2 separate regions of the Mus musculus genome follow, and region 2 is linked to region 1. The links are chromatin contacts, found by POLR2A ChIA-PET in ENCODE. All regions are on one chromosome and are shown on one strand. The core of a region is the stretch at or near the end of the contact, and the rest is flanking DNA. Distances in the headings are between cores, read along the strand shown. Region 1 holds the start of Exoc3 (exocyst complex component 3). Region 2 holds the start of Cep72 (centrosomal protein 72).

Region 1 (5,675 bases), core at 2,860-5,359:
ACTTAAAAACTTTCAAAGAACTAAGAGATACGTAAAAACGATGAAATAAAGAAAACAATCCTGAAATTGCTATAGAAGCACAAATTTCAGAATAAAGTCAAAACAGCACAGTGCTTACATGAAAACTGACCCACCAACTAATGGAACAGGCTGAAGATCCAGAAAAGAAAGGAAATACAACTACAACCATCGAGTTTTTGATAAAGGTATCAAAACCATAATTAGAAAAGATGCTCTCTTTAAAACAGTGCTGGGAAAACTCAGTACTCACAACGAGAAGAATAAAACCAGATTCCTGTCACTAATTTTGCACAAAAATCAATTAAAAATGGATCAAAGACCTTAATGTAAGACCTGAAATGCTACAACAAAACAGAGAAACATTGTAAGCTACAAGCATATGCAAGATGCCTTAAAAGGAAGTCAAATAGGCTCAAGAAATAATCATTAAGAACTGACAAATAGGACAACAAGAGGTAAAAAGGCTTCTAAACAGCAAATGTTACAATCAAAACAGTGAAAAGGCGGCCTACAAAACAGATTTCTGCATTCTCTATATCTAACAGGAGATTAAAACCTACCACCCATAAACAAGTAAACACACACACACCCCAAATCTCCATTAACAAGCTAACAAACTGAACATATAGCTATCAAAAGAAGAAATGCAAATAAGATCCATGAAAAAATGTTCAACAACATTATCCTTTAGGAAAATGCAATTGAAACTATACTGGGTGTATGTGGTGACACACAACTGTAAAGTCTGCACTCAAGCCCTAAAGCAAAAGAACTATTGTGAATTTGAGGCCAGTTTGGGCTACACAGGGAGTACAAAGCCAGCCAGAGGTGTATGGCGAGATCTTGCCTAAAACCATCACACACACACAAAACCATCAATCAAAGAAGCAAGAATAGCTGGATAAACAAAAGTACATTAATATTCTATCTCACTCCAATCATAATGGCTATCATTTAAAAAAAACACGCTGGGAGGCAGAGAGATGGCTTGGTGATGAACAGCACTTGCTGCCCTTGCAGTTCTGGCTTCAGTCGCCAGCACCCACATGGTGGCTCACAGCCATCCATCCCAGTTCCTGGGGCACCTAATGCCCTCTTCTGACCTCTGCAGACACCAGACAGGCACATGGTACACAAGTATGTGCCTCAGTATGGAGGTATCTTCAAAACATAAAACTACCATACAATCCAGCTCTATCACCCAAAAGAGTCTATGTCACAAGCGAAAGAGATACTACTAGCACATCTGTGCTTATTGCTGCACTATTCACAAAAGCCAAGACACAGAACTGGCCTAGAAGTCCATCAACAGATGAATGGATAAAGTGCACAATAGAATTTTATCCAACTGTGAAGAAAGATGAAATTACGTCATCTGCAGAAAAAAGAAAGGAGAGAAACTAGAGGTCATTTTGATTAAATAAGTCATACTCAGAAAAACAAATATTGCATGTCTTCTTTCAGAGTTAAAGAAATTAGATTTAAGTACACACACACACACACACACACAGAGAGAGAGAGAGAGAGAGAGAGAGAGAGAGAGAGAGAGAGAGAGAGCATGAAAGTTAAAGGGGATTATGAGGTATGAAGAAAAGAGTCTAAAGCAGTGGTTCTCAATCTTACTAATGCTGCAGCCTTTTAACACGTTCCTCATGTTGTGGTGACCCCAACCATACAATTATGTTTGTTGCTACTTCATTTTGTTTGGTAGGTTGGTTGGTAGGTAGGTTTTCCAGATAGGGTCTCTTTATACAGCCTTAGCTGTCCTGGAACTTGCTCTGAAGACCAGGATGGCCTTGAACTTACAGAGATTCACCTGCCTCTGCTTCCCAAGTGCTGGGATTAAAGATGTGCACCACCACCACCCGGCTCCTTGCTACTTCATAAATGTACTTTTTAAATTTTTTGCTATTATTATGAACATTACTGTAAATGTGTGTTTTCTGATGGTCTTAGGTGACTGACCCCTGTGAAAGGGTTGCTCGATCCCCAAAGGGATCATGATCTACAGGATGAGAACTGCTAGTCCAAATGAAAGGAACTTGAAAAAACAGTAAGAAGAAAGACAAAAATACCAGGCTTTCATATACAGAATCTAGATTTAAGTGTATATGTACACACACACACATAATATATACTATACTGTGTTGACTAACTTTATGTTAACTTGTCACAAGACTGAGTCAACCTCAGTTGAGAATATATTTCCATAAAATAGGGTGGTAGGCAAGCAGGGTAGTGGCGAAGAGAAACTCAAGACAAATGCTCAGTCCCGTCATTTCTATGGTCTCCTACCTTTAGCCTGGCCTCTACAGAGGCCTTCTTCCGAGCTTCCCTTCTGCGATACTGCTCCACTTTGTCCAGTTGGTCTGGGCGCTGAAGCATCCCAGCAACCCTTTGGACTGCTGTTGCAACAGCCTCCAGGTCTGTCTCCTTCATTGTCAAAAAGCAGGCAGAATCTTTGCACATGTCATACCACAGGTACACTATATACACAAAGGAGAGGGTATGTCAAAATGAAGTGACGACTCCACATGCAAAGGTCATGTGCTCACCATGCAACTAATGGAGAATTTCTATGGCATTTAAATTAGCAAACTAGAAATGAAAGCTGAACTTGGGTCATAAACTCCTTAACAAAACTGCAAATCCTTAGAATTCAATTGCTAAGAAGATTTTACCTTAACAGAGAGAAGCAGGGATATCTCACAGGCGTAAGACAGTCACACAGAGAGTATTTATACAGGGACTTAAGACTATGTCAAAGGCAGCTCTAACACAATTCTTAGCCCTATAAAAGATCAGCTTTTCATTTCTGGAGCTCACCCTAGTGCTGCCCAAGTCCATGGGGTAGTTAGTCACTGGAAGGCAACAACTATTACCTACACTTCAGCAGCAGCCCAGTGGGCAAACACGAGTCTTATACTCCCTTACCATTGCTCTGGGTGGCCAAGATACCACTTCTTACTTTTGAACACTTCTAAAAACAAAGATAAGACAGCAAAAGGTAATTTATTGTCCTTACTTGAGTAGCTTGTTTCCCCTAAGCACAAATGTACCCGGTCAATCACCCTTTAGTCTAATATCTAATACTATCCAAGTCATGGACCTACAATGGCTATTTGCTGACTATCCAGCAAATGAGGGAATTAATAACACTGTTTCCTTTAATTTCAGCTACTCAACAGCCACAGATGTGATAAAGACCTACCTTCTGGAATCTTTCACTCTATTCCCAAGTAGTCTCAGAAAACCACTAAAATCCATTGTACATTTCCAGTTATGTAGCTTCTCCCTGTGTATTTCTCTCTTTGCATTTTCATTCAAGTGGAACAGCATTGCAAACACCATCTTCATCTTCTGACTATAAAATTACTCGTACCCAGACAGGAAATCTGAGCAGGCCACAGAAAGAGGATTCCACAACCACTTCTAACAGGACTGATTCACTGCGGGCTTTTTTTTTTTTCTTTTGCTTTAGTTTGACATGTTATCTTCAGCATTCCCAAAACATTAAAACTTGTATAATTCTATTTACAGGACTAGGTATTAAACATAATACCAAACCATCCCTCTGGCATGGAGTCCCCCACTCCAGCTGACAGGTGAAAGGCACTCCTGTGGCAGTGTTACAAGCCAGATGCAAAAGGAAAGCTGACCCAAAACCAAAAAAGCTTTGCAAGAAAGAGTCCACTCATAAACCTGAACACAGAGAATCAAAAACTAAAAAAACTGTACTGGATCGCCACCAAATCTGCTTCCAATGGCAGCTTGAGGACTGTCAGATTTCCGGCCTCTGGGGCAAAAGGGAACTCTGAGGGTAGAAGCAGCCCCGACCAAGGAGATGGGAGGGACGCACACCGAGGACAAACCCAAACCCGCCCAGGGACCCGCACTAGAGGGTGTCGCATCCCGCCAGAAACGTCGGCCGATGCTGTCCCTCGCCAAGGACAAACCCACTAAGGGGTACACTGTGCCACAGTCGAGGGCCCAGCGCCCCGCCCACCGCACAGGCACCCAAGGCTGTCAGAGCAGAGCTTCCTCACCGTCCGCAACGCCGCTGCCACCTCCCGGAGCCGGACCGGAAGTGTGCAACGCGGTCACTTCCGTTTCCGGCGTCTGGGCGGAAGGATGGGCTCTGGGTAACCTTGAAGGCGCTGTACGGGCGATCTTTCTGTAGACTCTTAGGAAACTTGTGCTTCTGGTGACACAGACTCAGGATCAGGGATTACAGATTCAGGCCTGGCTCCGCCGTCTGACGTTTGGCGCTCTCCCGACCCTCTTATTTTAAGTAGCACCTATTGTACCCACCCTTTCTCTCCGGATTAACCACTTAGGTTTGCCCTTGCTCAGTTCCTCCCCTTAGCTACCTTAGTCTCTCCACACCTCTCCATATCTTTACTGTGTCTTGTATTCAAGATTCCACTACTTATATTTCGTATATTTGTTTCTTCTTGCTGTCCTCGCCCTCATCCCCCAGAGGTTTCTGACAGCAAGTAGATTTCAAGTATTCAGGACAGTGCCACAGAGAGTGGGCTGCCTGCTGATAGCTGCTCGCGTAGCACGTAGAAGCGGCGAAGAAAACAAAACCACGAGCAAAACAGCAGCTGGTGGAATTACTCCAGCTGAAGGAAGCAGTGAAGCATCGAGTCGCCCCGGTACCTAGAACAGCCAGAAACTTTGTTCTACCTCTGCAGATACAGAGATTTCCCCACACTGTTACGAACTTTTAGTAAATTTTGGCGGGGTTTAGGTTCTTCCACTCACCCATCAGGTATGACAACCCTACCCTGACAGGTTTGGTTGTGTTTTTTTTTTTTCACCTTTTCTGCATACATTTGTTGAGTTGTGTGCCTATCCATAACATCACTACAAAGTCTGGCTCTCCCAAGCCAATGGATGATGGGGTAAATCTTCAGTAAATGAAAGAACAGTATAGGTAACCTGTCATAACCACAATGCAAATTATATGATGAAGTCAGTCTTTTAAAGATGCAGACCCTCCCTTAGTGTAGGGGTTGCAACTGGGAAAGTGCCCTGACCCCTTAGTTTATGACAAAACAGGAGAAATTTCAGCTTCATGAATGTTTAACTGCAAAGTGGGGAGGCACAGCTACCAAGACAAAGCTGCGGTTTTCCTTAGTTACCTTATATCCAACCCTAATCTCCTGCTGCCCACTATATAGTGGAGTGTTTAGTCATGGTGCTCCCTAACGAATTCAGTTAACTAGCCTAGTTAGATGTGAACTGCTTCAGTAGATGACTCAGCTTGTTTCCTTTCAATTAAATAAATAAAATAAGAATCTCAGCTTTTGTTTTTGGTAAGCCACAGAGTGACAAAGCTCAGGATACTTTTGAGTGTACAAGTAAGTTCATAGGTAGGCCTAGGAATGACCAGAGCCAAAGTAGGGAAAGAAAAAAAAAAATGAAGCAGTGACTAAAGGTTCTGCAGCCCTGAAGCAGGGAGAGTAGCCCCAAAGCCATTTTTACACCTGCCCACACAAAGGAGAAGGCATGGGTTCCAAGTAGGTGAAGAGCATATGGAGAATCCTAGAAACCCAGATGATCACCTTAGAGCTTCCTTGGTGAACAGGTGGGTCCAGAAACACAACAGAACCAATCTATCCTGGGGATGGCTAGAAGGCTACATGGCT
Region 2 (5,263 bases), core at 830-3,329, 150 kb before region 1:
CCAGAGCTACATAGAAAGACCCTGACTTGCAAGCAAGCAAGCAAGCAAGCAAGCAAGCAAGAGCAAATAATGGAGGCGAGCAGGCTGAGCACTAGTATTCATTGCTATTTGCTTCCTAACTGCAAACGCAATGTGAACAGCTACCCTACACCCTAGCCACTATGCCTTCCTCACCTTGACTTTTATCTCCTCCAGCTGTGAGTCAAAATAAACCTTCTCACTCTTAAGTTGCTTCTTTTTCTTTTTTTTTTTAAAAAAGATTTATTTTATTTATTATATGTAAGTACACTGTAGCTGTCTTCAGACACTCCAGAAGAGGACATCAGATTTCGTTACGGATGGTTGTGAGTCACCATGTGGTTGCTGGGATTTGAACTCGGGACCTTCGGAAGAGCAGTCGGCACTCTTAACCACTGAGCCATCTTGCCAGCCCCTTAAGTTGCTTCTTGTCGGTTTTTTTTCCCCCACATAGGAAATGAGAAAACCAACTAATATACCCTCTTACTAAATAACAAAGTCTTTATACAGAGAATCCTCCTGGTTGACCTGAATACTATCAGCCAATAAAATCAACCTGACACAGTTTTTACATGTACTTGGAACACTCTCCAAGAGAAACCAGATTCTTGGGCATTAAACAATCTCTGCAGACTTAAGCGAACCAAAATCATACACAGTATGTTCTCTGACAATAATAGAATTACACACAAAAAAACAAGAAAACCTCCCGACACATAATTCGTTAAAAAGACATCCCTAAAGAATAAAAATGTGAGCAATCACTAAATAATTTGGAGGTCTAAGAAGATACCTAAAGGGATATTTGAAAAGCATATTAAAATCAATGAAAATTAGAACCAGTCATGGTGGCAACTGCCTGCAATCCTAGCCACTTGAGTGTCGGACTAAAATTCCAAGGCCAGGTTCCGTTAAAAATGGAGATCAAGGTCATCTTGGCTTAATAACACACTTGAAAAATTAAAAAAACGTTTGGGGTGAAGTCCCATGACAGGGCATTTGCTTAGCATATGCAAAGCCCTATGTTCTATCTCCAGTACCTTAACACACAGTAGAAATATAAACACTAACAAATGTGTTAGTGTGTGCAGCTATGTGATACGTAAAGAGAAATGTACAGATTAAGAGATTTAAATTATAAAACAAGCTTTAATCCACACGTTTCACTTCTAGAATCTAAAGAGGAAAATAAATGCAAAGCAAGCACAGAGAAAAAGGTAAAATTTAAAAACAGTGAAGACAAATCAACCAACCCAAAAGTGGTGTCTTTGGCATGACCAAAAACCGTATATCTCCAACATGACTGAAAGATAGAGCCAGATTAAGTACCATTTATGAAAATGGGGAATATCCCTACAGGCCCCACAAGCATTAATAAAATAGTAAGAGAATGCTGTAGTCAGTTCTATGTAGATATGGTTGACAATCAAGAAAAAACGATTTAGATAACGAAAATGCACTCTAGGTGAAACCACTATAAGTTTAAAAATCGTAATCGAATTTAAAAAATGGTAATCGAAAATCTTCAACAATGGAAAATTCTAGGCCTGCGTGGTTTCCCTGTCAAAGTCCAGGGGAAAAAAGTTAAAAAGGAAAAAAAAAAAATCACAACACAAATTCCGCACGATCTCTTGCTCAAAACGTAATGGGGCCTTGATGTCCAAACCATATAAAAAGAGACCTGCATCTTCATAAGCGAAATGCCATGTAGGAACCCAGGAAGACAGATGAAAGCTGCTGCAAAAAAGAAGCGGGGGGCTCAGCCTGACCGCGGTCCCACAGAAAACCCAGGCCGCGTCCACCGGCTCTCCAGGACCTTAGCCACGCCCTTCCCCACAAACCCGCCCAGCCGGCCCCGCCTCCTTGCCCCACGGGCCGAGACCGTTTGTGGTCAAGTGCCATTCGCACGGAGGCAGAGCTATCAGGCCCGGCAGGCCAACCCAGTCTGTCCCCCACGCACCCAGGTCGCGGTGGGGACCCAGGCCGCTGCGCTCTCGTACAGTCTCTTCACACAAAACCAACCGCTGGCCTGGCGCCATGTTTTCAAACCGGACGCTGGCGCGCGGCGCCTGCGCTGTGACGTGATCTGGAACGGGCGGGCGGGACCAAGCCTGCAAGGGGCGGGCCCAGGAGGGTGGGCGGAGCTTCGGCTGTGTTTAAAACTTTCTTTGGGACAGGTTCACCCAAGCCATCCTAATCCGCTGAGCTCTGAGTGCAACCTCACCCTGCTCTGGCTCCTCCCCAGGACAACCCCATTGCGTTCAGTGCGGTTTGTGGAAACAGCTGTTAGTGCCCGGGGCATTCGCACCTACTCCCACTTCCATTCATTTCCTACTCCCTCCAGGAGCCTTCTCTCCTAAGGTTTCTTCCTGTCCCAGCCCCTGAGATGCTCCCCCCCCCCCCCCCCGCCAACCCCCACGCACTTCCAAAAGTTCTCATCATGTGGCTGGAGAGACAGGCTGTGTGCAAAAAAAAAAAAAAAAAAAAAAAAAAATTTCTCCTAACTAAGACACATTGAAAGTCCTTTCATCAAACCTGGGGTCTACTAATAACTTCCAGGCATTGGAGAGATAACTAAGCTTTTCAGAAGCAAATTAAGGCTTGTATGCTTGCCATCTAAGACATGTGGCGCCTCAGGACACAACACAGATTTCAATCACCCTCTCTTATTCTATTTTCTCTGACCAAGATCAGAGTCCAAGTGGGACCTTGGGGAGACGGATGGTCTGTCAGGGACAGACCCAAGACCAGCTTTTCTACTGCAATGAAAGTGCCAGTAGAAACTTGGGAAGTAACGTTTCTGTTTACTAACGTTTTACATCTTCACTGAAGAAAGAGGGACAAGGATTAGCTTTGCACCCTGCAAAGATTCCTACAAGCCTATGATTTCTTACAAGCCTCAGTAAAAGGTTATGCTAATGATTAATTACTACCAAGTACTCTTTCCGGTGGTTTATTAAATACCATCTGCCGTGGTAACATTAGACTGTGGCCAAACCTACATGCATTTAAGCTGTTTTATGTCCTTAAGTTCCATTTGAGGTGTTTAGGAGTGAGCCAGCAGCACTTGAACTTGATTTGGTGCTGGTGAAGACACAGAGCAAGGAACAGTGTTGTGACTCGGAGATAGAGATGATGAGCCAGGCTGGGTCACATCAGGAACAATCCCTTCTGCCTCATAGTTCATAAAGCTTTCCCAACTAGACCTGGAGGTTAGCAGGAACCTTCCTTAGCTGGAGTCCCACAGCCTGGTCTTCCCTACTACCTGGAGAGTTGGCAGGCAGTCCTACCCAGAACATTCTGTTGATCTCACATACACACCCCCCCCCCATGCTGCTCCCAACCTTGGCATTCATCAGCTGTCTGAGATGGGGTAAGAAGAGCCACTGTTGCCATGTATAAGGCTTGTGCTTCTTTTTGTATGCTCTCTCTGTAGGACATGCCAAAACATGTGCTGCTTAAGACCCACAACCTAGGCCAGCTGGACATTGGTGGGAGCAGAGGAGGCCTCTCTGGCTCTTTCTACCTGATACCCCTTGTGGTTTTCTAGGATCTTCCATGGAGGCTTTCACTCTCCAGCCTGAATCTCTAAACATGTGGGCACAAAATATATAGTCATCTTCAAAAAGACCAGGAGGGAGGCAGGGCAGCCTGAGGCTGACCCACCCATATGTGCCTGAAGAAAATATAGGTTCAAGCTGGCCCCTGAGGGTTTCTGCCTTTCTCCATGACTGTCTTTGGCCATAGGGAGTAAAAGGAGGAGGTGCCATCAAGACTGAGAGTTTTAGATAGGAGGAGGGCCCTGCATCCTCAGTGGGCCTCTTAGAGCTATGGGTGACATGACATTGTTAGCGCTCCTCATTCTCTTGTAGGGGCAATACTCTAGTATGTTTCCTTAGCTAGTTAGATCTCTCCTTCCTGTTACAAAAGCTGGGCTTATGTGCATACCACAGTACTTCCTCCTAAAGTCAATCAGGAGCCACACCAGCCTGTTGGCAATGTTGAAAAGAATGCTTCCATGCTCATAGGTGGACCTCCCACTGGTGCAAGGCACATAGTTGCTAGAGGCGCTGGCTCTGACTGCATATCCCCAGACTAATGTTAGAACCCAGTAGTGTAGACAAAGGATCGCGAGCAAGCAGTCAGAGCCATCAGGAGGAGACTGAAGCAGGGGCTGTATGAGAGAAATATAAAGCTGTGGCTGAATGCAGAATGGCTGTCACCCTTGAAGGCAAAAACCATTGCCATCTCAAGGAGTGAAGCAGGAATAAGGGTAGAGGGAGGGGTAAAGGAGGCTCTCCATTGCTCCCCTTCTTGAGGAGGCTCTGATCTAGGGCCCGCTAACCTCCCTGTTGTAACTGTTTTTTACTCTTCTCCCTAGCCATATCTTTACCAGTTAAGATCAACATTAATACCTGGCAGTTATCAATATATTTCCCACTTCTACCCCCCACATATACAGTAAAACATACAGATATGTCAAGCAATGCCCTTCCCATGGCTGCTTTACATAATTGGTGTGAGCCTGGAGGTCTGTATCATTGTATCTTCCTTTCCCCATAAGCTAAATCCAGTGAGGGGGACCACATTCTGCTCTTATACTTTGCCCAGAGTAGCACGGGGGGAAAACAGTTTAGTGAGGAACATGAGCAGGAGGCGATCTCTGATATACTGTGTGGAGAAACTGTGAGGTCACTGGTTCTCACAGCTGATTGATGGCTAGGGAGGGAGTCTGCTCTATCCAGGCTTAGCTGTAGCTTACCTCTCAGTGCATTTAGAAAGCACCTCTGGTTTGAATTCTATCCTGTTTCTGGAAAGGTGAGAATTCAAAGTCAGTGACCCAGGTTCCACTAACCCGGGTCAGAGGTTATTAGGTCAGCTAAGACCAGGCTGAAGTCACTTCAGGCCATGAGTTACTGAAGTGGGACACTGTATCCAGGAGTTTGAAAACACTGTTATGTAGTTGGTGAGGATGGTCCATTGGCGTTGTCCTGCCCTAGGAACCAAAGGCTAAGCCATAGATAGCAGCTGGGTTACCTGTAAGAGCCAAAGTCAACTTGTAAGCTCCACCTGCCCAAGGACCAGGTAACTTCCTGCAATGCTGAGAGTTGTAGTTCTTGAAAAATCACAAAACCACATGGGAAATACGGTATCCATGTGGTTTTGCCCTTTAAAGACCTCCTACAACACAGGACTTTTGCTGGGATCCCAGGGAATAGACCTGATCCGAGTCCATCGTGGTCAG

What was found. ChIA-PET counts read pairs that join two places held with the same protein, here RNA polymerase II (POLR2A).
Region 2: POLR2A ChIA-PET joins it to region 1 with 16 read pairs in Patski. The contact joins the promoter of Cep72 here to the promoter of Exoc3 in region 1. POLR2A ChIA-PET finds 5 or more read pairs at or near these places in 2 of 5 experiments (Patski and embryonic stem cell).

Annotation. Positions count from the first base shown.
Region 1 is chr13:74,204,591-74,210,265 of GRCm38, forward strand. It overlaps Exoc3 (exocyst complex component 3), which reads right to left and starts at 4,110. Exons shown (of 13, transcript NM_177333.4): 1 at 4,068-4,110; 2 at 2,317-2,507. The coding sequence starts at 2,490.
Region 2 is chr13:74,060,206-74,065,468 of GRCm38, forward strand. It overlaps Cep72 (centrosomal protein 72), which reads right to left and starts at 2,080. Exons shown (of 12, transcript NM_028959.3): 1 at 1,979-2,080. The coding sequence starts at 2,057.